Linked DNA regions of Homo sapiens: region 1 is linked to region 2. Evidence: read pairs that join two places in POLR2A ChIA-PET (ENCODE). Cell type or tissue: OCI-LY7. All regions are shown on one strand. Links, peaks and the distances in the headings refer to the core of each region. The heading gives the core; the rest is flanking DNA.

Evidence for each region. Peaks named below come from ENCODE experiments on the same cell type or tissue, not always from the same donor. Only the 100,000 strongest peaks of a DNase experiment are listed, where the experiment ranks them.
Region 1: POLR2A ChIA-PET joins it to region 2 with 6 read pairs; 1 of 35 experiments calls an interaction of 5 or more read pairs at or near these places.

What each region holds. Positions count from the first base shown.
Region 1 is chr15:76,137,321-76,142,699 of GRCh38, forward strand. TMEM266 (transmembrane protein 266) reads left to right here. Exons shown (of 11, transcript NM_152335.5): 3 at 387-575. Among named protein-coding and RNA genes, the nearest start is that of TMEM266, 80 kb to the left of the region's middle. RefSeq lists enhancers at 2,097-2,256, 2,488-3,321 and a silencer at 2,108-2,402. In OCI-LY7, for the core only: CTCF peaks have their summits at 2,352 (motif pointing left) and 2,560; a DNase peak (open chromatin) is centred at 2,341.
Region 2 is chr15:77,057,048-77,062,399 of GRCh38, forward strand. The region is part of intron 1 of TSPAN3 (tetraspanin 3); the gene reads right to left. Among named protein-coding and RNA genes, the nearest start is that of TSPAN3, 11 kb to the right of the region's middle. In OCI-LY7, for the core only: no CTCF peak of the experiment used is centred there; a DNase peak (open chromatin) is centred at 2,924; H3K4me3 peaks cover 764 bases.

The sequences.
Region 1 (5,379 bases), core at 329-5,328, 920 kb before region 2:
TTAAAAGAATATCTTACTCCCATACAGAGTCCAGTGACCCAGAGTCCTGAAAGTCTAAGCCATAGTTTTGCGGGCTGGCAGTTATCCATCTGGGTCTTTACCTCCCCTTCATGAAGGACTCTGCCCCACTAAAGCTCATATTTCCAGGTCTGAGCACTTCCTCTTCCCATTCTCCCACTTTTCCCCAACCATTGAAAGAGATGGGACTGTTAGGGCCTCAGTCCAGTCCTCGGGTCCGCGGGTGGCCAGCAGGGAAGAGGGGCAACCTTAAGCTTCCTCAGCCCTCCACTGGCATAGCAGCATTCTCCCTCCTTTCCTTGAGGAATGGAAGAATTTTTTGGCCCTTGAAGATAACTCTTTCCCATTGTTCCTCCTCTCCAACCCAGGCCTGCCATAGAAGGAGGAATTTCTGAAGTTGAGATCATCTCCCAACAAGTAGACGAAGAAACCAAGAGCATTGCTCCTGTGCAGCTGGTGAACTTTGCCTATCGGGACTTGCCCCTGGCTGCTGTCGATCTCTCCACGGCGGGCTCGCAGCTCCTGTCAAATCTGGACGAAGATTACCAAAGAGAAGGGTAGGTGCTGGGACCATTGAGCTAGCTAAGAAGTCCCTGGGTTAGGCTAGGCGCGGTGGCTCACGCCTGTAATCCCAGCACTTTGGGAGGCAGAGGCGGGCAGATCACCTGAGGTTAGGAGTTCGAGACCAGCCTGGCCAACATGGTAAAACCCTGTCTCTACTAAAAATACAAAAATTAGCCGAGTGTGGTGGTGCAGCCCTGTAATCTCAGCTATTCAGGAGGCTGAGGCAGGAGAATTGCTTGAACCCGAGAGGCGGAGGTTGCAGTGAGCTGAAATTGCACCATTGCACTCTAGCCTGGGCGACAAGAGTAAAACTCTGTCTCAAAAAAAAAAAAAAAAAAAAAAAAAAAATTCCCTGGGTTTCTATGGATATCTTCCAAGAAGCAGCAGCCAAGATGAGAGATGCTAACTAGTGAGACAGCAGAGGTTCACAGCAGACCACTCAGGCCCTTTTCCTACTCACGCATTACTTCCTCAGAAAAAGGCACTGGGCACAGACAATACCTGCCAGACGACCTCTTAGGAGAATCATAAAATTTATTTTAGGACCGAGGCACTCCTTAATGACCCATCCAATCCCCTCTATGTACACTTGGGAAGAAGGGGACCCACAGTGATTAGGGACTTGCCCAAGGTCACAGAGCCCATAAGGGATGGACTTGAGCTGCACTTTCCCTTTATAAAGCAGACTGTCACTAGGAAGCAACCAGGAAGAATGTACCCTACATGCAGGAACATGCTTAGGATGTAAGGGAATCTAGAGAATTCGGCTAGGAGCTCTGCAGACATTAGGGCTCTCCCTTTCCAGGGAAGGCATGCGGAATATGTGGGTCCACAATTCAAAAAGGTGGTCCTTACCTCCTCCTACTTAGCTTGTCAATCAGCTTGGATGCCTTCGTTTCCCAATTCACTTCTCATTAGCGTGGTCTGTCTTACAAACATACTTCCTGAAGGTGAGTGGTAGAGGGCAAGAGCTAGGTGGGGCAGGGGAGAACACACCAGTTTGATGTCCTTGATTTCATGGGGCTTGGTGGTGTAGCTGAAGGCCAAAGAGGGGTAGGAACAGGTCCTAGGGTCACACAGCAGATCAGACTTCCGACTCTGACAAGGGCTTTCCCTAGCTTCACCCTGGCAGGACCTTAGGAGCCAGTTCTGGACTTTTCTTTCCTGGGTGCCAGTAAACACTTTGGAACATGCTGGCTGCTTTGAATATAAAAATGAAGGGTTGTCAGGTATTTTAGAAGCAAACGAGAAGCCTTAGCTCAAGCTAAATTTGCAGAGCTTGGATTCCCTGGGCTTGTTTCTGGAAGGAGCTTCCCACTTCCTGAGATAAACCGCCTAACAATGGTGAAACCACACACCTTTTTTTGCAGAAACTACACCCCAGTGGCTTTCTCTGAAAATATAATTTTTCCAAGTATTATGCATATTGTCATCAGGACACTGGACAAAAAAGGATAGGCAAGCAGGTCGGAGGCAGCTAAGGGACACCTGCAGTGGCAGCACTGTCCTGAGCTCTGTCAGGTCCTTACCATCTTGAAGGCCGGGCTGAAACCTGAGGCCCCTGGGCCAGGGCCAGCTTCGTGCACATGTGACCTGTGCGGTAGCGCAGAGCCCCGTACTTAGAAGGGTCCCAACACTTGGCTAAATGCTCTGCCGCTGCTGTCTTGAAATTCTTAAGGAGCCCCACATTTTCACTGGGCTCTGCAAATGATGTAGCTGGTGGGTCCTTCTCTGAGCACCCAGCAAGTCACTGCGTCACTGCTCTCTGGTGGTCAAAAGCAGTAGTGCAGCCTTCTAACATGCCCTAGCTATTTCGGAGAATTCATTTCCTGCCCCCGGCCTGAGCCTGTTAGGCCCTTTTCACGTGAAGAGTAGCATGGTATGGAGAAAAGTGGGGAAACCTTCAGGGATTCTGCTTCGGAGCAAAGCAGTGTCCACATGTGCCCCCTGTGCGTGTTACGGCACCGCGGGTGGACCTTGCTATGGGTGTTCCCCCACCAGGTGTACCACCCTGTGATGTACCCCTTTCAGGGGTCCTGTGCTGTGGTGTACCCCTTTCCAGGTATCCCCTGTGTATCACTCCCTAGCCTGAACCCCAAGGCTGGCAGAGGCTTTGCCTTATCATTCAATTTGCCTCTAAATTGGGCCTTTGCAAGGTTCCTTCCCAAACAAACGAATCCAAATGAAGCGCCTGCAAGGCAGAGAGGCCTTTGATTTGATTTGAATCTCCAGGTGTGCCCAGGAAAGCTGTTCCCGTTGGGTAAATAGGAAGCAGCCCGAGGAAGGGATCTGCCTCGCTGCTGGAGCTCTCAGCTGGGGGCGCCGATTGGCAGCCAGAGGGCTTCCTGGAGGAAGGAAGCGCAGGCACAGGACCGGAGCCAGGGGAAACTGAAGCAAAGCAAAAACACACTGCGAGGGAGGAACGGCCTCTCTCCGCGAGGCTTCTTGGCTCTTGCTGCATTTCCTGGGGTTTTCCCAAAATGTCCAACCCGGCCCTTTCTGGGGCAATGGAAAACAAAAGGAAGAGTCCTCATTTACAGCTCTGAGCTTGGTTTCAGTCTTGTTCAAGATGCCTCTTCCTACGAAGGCCAGTGTTATGTATAGGAATGAACCTTTTCTGTAGGGAATGAAGAGACCTCAGGGACCCTGGCAGAAAGTGCTCCGTGGCCCCGCTGCCCGCCTCCCAGTGCTCTTGAGCTCCGTGATATTTCAGGGCTTTTCAATTTCCCTGAATCTGAGACCGTTAGAGCTGGAAGAGACCTAAACACATCCATCCTAAACCTTCTCAAAGGCAGCAGGGCCCAGGGAGTACAAGGAACTTGTGGAAGGTCACACAGTGACAGAGACGGGGGCGGGGCATGCTAGTTCATGCCTGTAATCCCAGCACTTTGGGAGGCTGAGGTGAGAGGATCACTTGAGTCCAGGAGTTCAAGACCAGCCTGTGCAACATGGCAAAACCCCATCTCTACAAAAAAAAAAAAAAAATTAGCCAGGCATGGTGGCACGCACCTGTCATCCTAGCTGCTTCAGAGGCTGAAGTGGGAGGATCACTTGAGCCCAGGAGGTCGAAGCTTTAGTGAGCTATGATTGCTCCATTGCACTCTAGCCTGGGCAACAGAGTGAGACCCTGTCTCAACAACAACAAAACATGACAGAGACGGGAATAGAGCCCTATCTCTGTGATCCTGATCCCTTGATCCTGGCTGGCAGCACTGGGCTTCCACTTCTCAGCCTTCCCTTTCTAACATCGTGGCTGTGACTGTGGGTAACATGCATTGTCCATGTGATTCCACTTCCAGCTACCCTGTCCAATGCCTTTAACTTCTCAGTATACTTTTTTTTTTTTTTTTTGAGACAAAGTCTTGCTTTGTCGCCCAGGCTGCAGTGTAGTGGCACGATTTTGGCTCACTGCAACCTCCGTCTCCCAGGTTTAAGCGATCCTCCCACTTCAGCCTCCCAAGTAACTGGGATTACAGACGCGTGCAATCATGCCCAGCTAATTTTTTTTTTCTTTTTAATAGAGATGGGGTTTCACCATATTGCCCGGGCTGGTCTCAAACTCCTGACCTCAAGTGATCTGCCTGCCTCTGCATCCTAAAGTGTTGGGATTACAGGCGTGAGCCACAGTGCCTAGCCTCAGTGTACTTTTTTAAAAAAGCATTTTTTAAAAATGTGGTAAAATACATGTAACAAAATGTACCATCTTAACCATTCCTAAGCGTAGGCTTCAGTGGCATTAAGGACATACACATTGTTGGGTAACTATAACCAGCATGCATCTCCAGAACTCTTCTTCTTGCAAACTAGAAACTCTATACCCAGTAAACAGTAGCTTCCTGTTCCCCCACTCCTCCAGCCACTGGAAACCACTATTCGACTTTCTGTCCCTTTGAATTCGACTACTCTAAGTGCCTCCTATAAGTGAAATCATGCAGTATTTGTCCTTTTATAACTGGCTTATTTTGCTTAGCATAATGTCCACAAGGTTCATCCATGTTGTAGCATGTGTCAGAATTTCTTTCCTTTTTAAAACTGAATAATCATCCACTGTGTGACTATACCACACTTTGTTTATCCATTCATCTGTCAGTGGACACACCCCACACTGGACTGTTTTTTCTCAAATGCGTCCATATTTTAGCTACTGTGAATAATACTGCTATGAACAGACCTGTACAAATATCTCTTCAAAACCCTGCTTTCAGGCCGGGTGCAGTGGCTCACGCCTGTAATCCCAGCACTTTGGGAGGCCGAGGTAGGCAGATCACTTGAGGTCAGCAGTTCAAGAGCAGCCTGGCCAACATGGCAAAACCCCGTCACTACTAAAAATACAAAAATTAGCTGGGTGTGGTGGCGCATGCCTGTAATCCCTGCTACTTGGGAGGCTGAGGCAGGAGAATTACTTGAACCTGGGAGGCGGAGGTTGCAGTGAGTTGAGATCACGCAGCCACTGCACTCCAGCCTGGGTGACAGAGCGAGACTCCGTCTCAAAATAATAATAATAATAATACCCTGCTTTCAATGCTTTTGGGTATATATCCAAAAGCGGGAATTGCTGGCTGACAGGGTAATTCTATTTTTGACTTTCCGAGGAACTGCCATACTGCTTTCTGCAGTGGTTGCTGCACTGTTTTACATTCCACCTGACAGTGCATGAGGGCTGTGATATCTCCTTGTCTTCACCAACACTGGCTATTTTACTTTTTGTTGATAGCAGCCTTCCTAATGGGTGTGAGGTGGTTTGGTGTGCTTTAAGTCCAGGAAAGTCCTGCGGGGTGAGGAAGAAGGAGCAGTCGC
Region 2 (5,352 bases), core at 1-5,000:
AACACACAAAGACAAGTGATAGGTGTGTCTTATTTCAGCTGCTGCTCCAGGCATCATTCTCCAGCTGCAGAGTCTTACTTTCTCCGCTATTGTCAATTTTGCTATCTTTGGGTACCAGCTCTGTGCTGACAGCCCAATGCCACTGGCTCATATACAAACAAGCAAATGCAGTGTCAGAGTAAGTGTTAAAACATTTGGTTATCACTTGGATAACAATGAGTTATCATTTGTAGAGTACTTTGAAACTTTCACAAGAAGTATTTCATCATCCTTTAAAATTTAACATATAAATCATCTTCAAACTAGAAACAGCTGCCACAGTGATACTGGAAATATCATTAACTTCTCTGAACCTGAAAACCCAGATCATTTAAGTTTATGAAATTCAGTAAGCTTGGGGATCATCAGTATATTTTTTTACACTAGGCCATTAGGATCACTGTCAGATGAGGAAGAAAAAGACTCCATTTATGTAAATTTGGGAAAGTAATTTGATTTTTTAAAATGTAACATGAACTTTTTAAAGTGAGAAGACAACTAGAATAATGAAGGCAATTTTTAAAAACATTGTTTTAAAACTCTCTTCCTCTGGCTTCCAAGAGGCCCCACTGCTGGTTTTCTTCCTACTTCCCCAGGTGCTCACTTTTTCATTCTCTTCACGGACTCTGAGATGTTAGTGATCTCCAGGATTCTGTCTTCGGCCTTATTCTTTAGTCATTCTCTGGGCTCTCCGTGGGCTACAGCAGCTATGGCTTCATTAGTCATTGTAGCTCACTACCTGAGCTATCATCTCAGAACTACACATTTCCATCTGCAAGTTCCAGAGACATGTCATCCTCAACCTGTCTCAAACCCTTTCTGCCTTCCTGCCCAGCCCATCTAATCTTCCCTTACATTCCTATCATAGCAAAAGGTACCAGACATCTAATTTTTCTGGTCAAACATCTGAGGATTAACTTTCCTTGCCCCACCTCTATAACCCATAAATCACAAAACTTCAACTTTACTTCCAAAACATTATTCGAATACCTCAACTCCTCTTCAACCCCACTGCAGTGCTTCTGTCTTAATTTGGGCCTTATCTTATCCCCCTAAATCTTACTTATTGACTCTCCCTGCATCTTAATACATTCTTTATACTACCAGGGTTATATTTATTAAAAATACAAACCAGATCAAGCCATAGCCTTACTTAAAATCAGGATGAGGCAAGTGAGTCCCCGATGAACCAAGCTATTCCTCCTTTTCAGCCCCAGATCTCATTACCCCTTGTGAACTATGAACAATATAGAACTGTTATACCCAAATGGACCACATATTCTCTCACTTCTTTGCCTCCGCTGTTCTCTCTAGAATGCTCTCTTCAAATGCCTGGGAACTCCTTGTCGCTCATTAAGATGAAGCTTAAATGTTACCTCTTCCTTTTGGAAGCCATTCTTGACCATTTCAGGCTGGATTAGCTGCCCTTGGTGGACACAAACATCTCCCAGTGCATGGTTCTAACAGAATATTTATCGAAACGGTTGCAATTATAGCTATACCTGTCTCAACACACCTTGAGAGCACGAATTGTACCCATCTGTCCTTCACCCTTGTATCATCTAGAACAGTACTTGGCAGACAGCAGGTATCAGTTAAAGTTTATTGAGTACACCTCATCTCACCCCTTTCCCTTGAAATCACCCTCCCAACTCTATCATAAGCTTTGGTTTGTATTTGCGTTGGTTTGTATTTGTATTTGGTTTGTATCTGGTTTCTCTTCAGTTCAATGCTTATAGCTTTTAGTTCACTATTCAATTATTTGGCAACTGAATCCAGCTTGCTGAATTCTGATGGCCATTACATCTGGAATATGTTAATATATCGTAAATATGTCATAAATATAAACACTGTACTTACAGCAAACTGCCTGTTCAAAGGTTCTCAGAGTTCACTGACATATTTGCTTTTGGGGCATGGTACTAGAGAATGAAGGTGAGCACAAAAGTGGGGGGGAGTGGAGAAGAGAAATAGTTTAATTTATCTTAATTTTATTTTATTTTATTTATTTTTTGAGACGGAGTCTCACTCAGTCGCCCAGGCTGGAGTGCAGTGGCGCAATCTCAGCTCACTGCAGGCTCCGTCTCCCAGGTTCACGCCATTCTCCTGCCTCAGCCTCCCGAGTAGCTGGGATTACAGGCGCCCGCCACTACACCTGGCTAATTTTTTGTATTTTTAGTGGAGACGGGGTTTCACCGTGTTAGCCAGGATGGTCTCGATGTCCTGACCTCGTGATCCGCCCGCCTCGGCCTCCCAAAGTGCTGGGATTACAGGCGTGAGCCATTGCGCCTGGCCAGACATAGCTTAATTTTAATTTGGGTGCATTTATTACAGAAGTATGTCAACTACTTAACACTCTTCCCAAATACCCCTTTTTATTGACTACTTGTGTGATATATATTCACACACATGTACACACACACATTTTGCTAAAGTAAATAGTATCAGTCCTCACGCTAAATTAGAAGCAATCTGAAGTGCAAATTAATCAAATTTTGTCATTTGTTTTTATTAGACGTTTCTCTATCCTTTAATGTTGTAGGTTTTTTTTACTCTAAAAGGCAGTATTTATTTCTTAAAAGGCTTGAGTTAAAATGAATTCCATTTCTGAGCTTTCGGTACACCTACTGAAACTTCACTAGCTTTAGCCTATGTAAATTCGAATGAAAATAAGAGAAAACTGGAGGCCATATGTACTTAACAATCAACCTGAAGCACAGTTCACTGAAGAACTACTTGCATTTTAGATATAAATTGATGAGTTTTCAATCTAAAGAGGTTCCTATGAGACTCACACTTAGTGCTGCTTGGAGGTGGGCCAAGGGAAATGTTTCCTCTGCTGCCACTGCCTCTCCCCCCTAAAAGAGGCACTCATCTGAAACTGAGACTACAAGAAAGCAGAAAAACCAGCAACAGAGACAACCAGATGCACAACAAATGCAATGGAGGGCTGTGGGGAGATGCCATTTGTAAAGCTGCCTCTTCTTTTCTGATAGACTCTACAACAGTTTTTTTTCCCAGGCTGCAGTCAACATCCAAGTCACACAACAAGATGAGAACATAACAAAGCTCTATTTGGCAACATATAGTTAAAGGAACTTACTAGTTGCACACACCAAAGAGAAAACTGCACGGATTGCTGATATGAAACTATACACATCAAATTGCTTATAAATAGACGATGTGTTTCCTAAATTGAAAACAGCTTCAAATTTTGCTTTTACTGAAATCTGTATATGGTGCTTATATCTTAAGCTGTATAATAAACAATTATGAAATGACACTGGTTACTTTGAAAATATAGAAGAGGTATCCCAGTAGCAGCTGAAGACCTAAAAACAGCCAAAAGTAATTGTTGTAATGATATCCAACCATCAATATGAAAAACACCCAAAAGAACATGGGAAACAGTATAGTAAATGGAAGAGAGGTTCTAAGAAATTCCTAACTAGTATGCATAGGGACTTTGTCATCCCTCAGATTTTTAATGCAGAAATTGTGGCTATCAGAAAAGCTATATAAAAGGTGAGCTTAAATTCTTCTTTTGAAGGGCCATGATGGGATTGAGATCTATCAAAGGATCTGAGCTTTGCCAATAAAGCAGCTGCAAAGGAGGGGGCTGGGGAGGAGGGAGGTGCAACAGAAAAGGAGATGAAATGTAGAACTTGGAAGCAGCTGAACTGCTTTAGTCACCACTGAGAAAATCTGAGCCTGTAAGGAGGATTTGTGCCAGGACAGTGTACTAAAAATATTCATCCTTTTTACAAAGAAGTGAAAGGAAATTTAGGCAAAAGGCTGAGGTCTGAAATTACAGAAAGAATAATTTTTAAAAAACCATTATTCTTTATCTTTTAATAAGCCTATACTCTAAATTAAGTCACAACATTTTAAAACTTTAGGAGAGCCAGTGCTTTTCCACTAAGCTGTCTAAAAAATAAAGCCATCTTGTTATAAAATTTTGCAAGTATATGAGTTCCAAAAGTATGATACTTCATTTTATGCTTTTACCCTTCCTCTACATATGCACAAATGTGAAATATCTTAAAGAGATTTCATTCTTATATGAGATTGCTTTTTCCATAGCTTAGAAACTAGTTTTTGGGGGGGTAATTTTCAAATATTCTATGAAAGAGACAAGTAGATAAAATGTTAAAATCTGGGCCAGGCGCAGTAGCTCACACCAGTAATCCCAGCACTTTGGGAGGCCAAGGCCGGCAGATCATCTGAGGTCATGAATTCGAGACCGGCCTGACCAACATGCAGAAACCCCGTCTCTACTAAAAATACAAAATTAGCCGGGCGTGGTGGCACATGCCTGTAATCCCAGCTACTCAGAAACGCTGAGGCAGGAGAATCGCTTGAACCTGGAAGGCAGAGGTTGCAGTGAGCCGAGATTGCGCCACTGCACTCCAGCCTGGGCAACAAGAGCAAAACTCAGTCTCAAAAAATTAAAAAAAAAAAAGTTAAAATCTGTAAAACTATTAAATTCCTTTTCATCAACCACGGTGTAACCTGCCATTGGAATGTGGCAATATTAAAAATGAAACAGATTTGCTACAAGTGGGGAGATAAAGTAGCTCTGTTGCCAAAAGTATACCTACATGGAGATTTAGAAATACAAAGGCGAAAGCATCCCACAGGACATTTTGGGCGAAGCTGAAGCAAAGAATAGAAGTGATTTTCTTGCAGTGGTATGTAGTAGCCATTGATGATGATTCCCATCTAGAACTGGCAAGAATCAAAACAATGTAAAGACAAGGCACCATCTGGACTTTATTCACCTAAAAGCACAGTGCCTGACAAATTCTTGCTTGCCTGTGTGAACTGCTCCCTTCGGAGTGATTTTTGCCAAAGAATCAATTAGTAAAGTAGAAGTGACTGGAGTGTTGAGAGAAAGGAAAAAAGTCAAGAAGTAAAAGACTGAGCAAAAAATGCTGTACTCTAGACTTTGTAAGAAAGCAGGTTTTAAAAGCAGAGGGAAAAAATAGGCAGGAATCCATCTTATGCATATATCTTTTTAACATTAAATCCAGAGTTTCCTGTACTGTCATATTATTTTTCATATACCTCTTTTCTCTCCTGGGAAGAATCGTTGGTAATTCCACACAGTGGATTTCTGAAAGCTTCCCCAAACTTCACCCTTATGCCATTACAAGTGTCTTAAAATCATCTTAAATCGTTTAGCATTCTACTTGCCATAATGTATATTCTCTAATTCAACCATGCTTTCACCTCTGACTTAATCTGATAGAACAGTTTACGTCACTAAACACAACTACTTCTTATGTAAGTCCACTACCTGAATATATCATT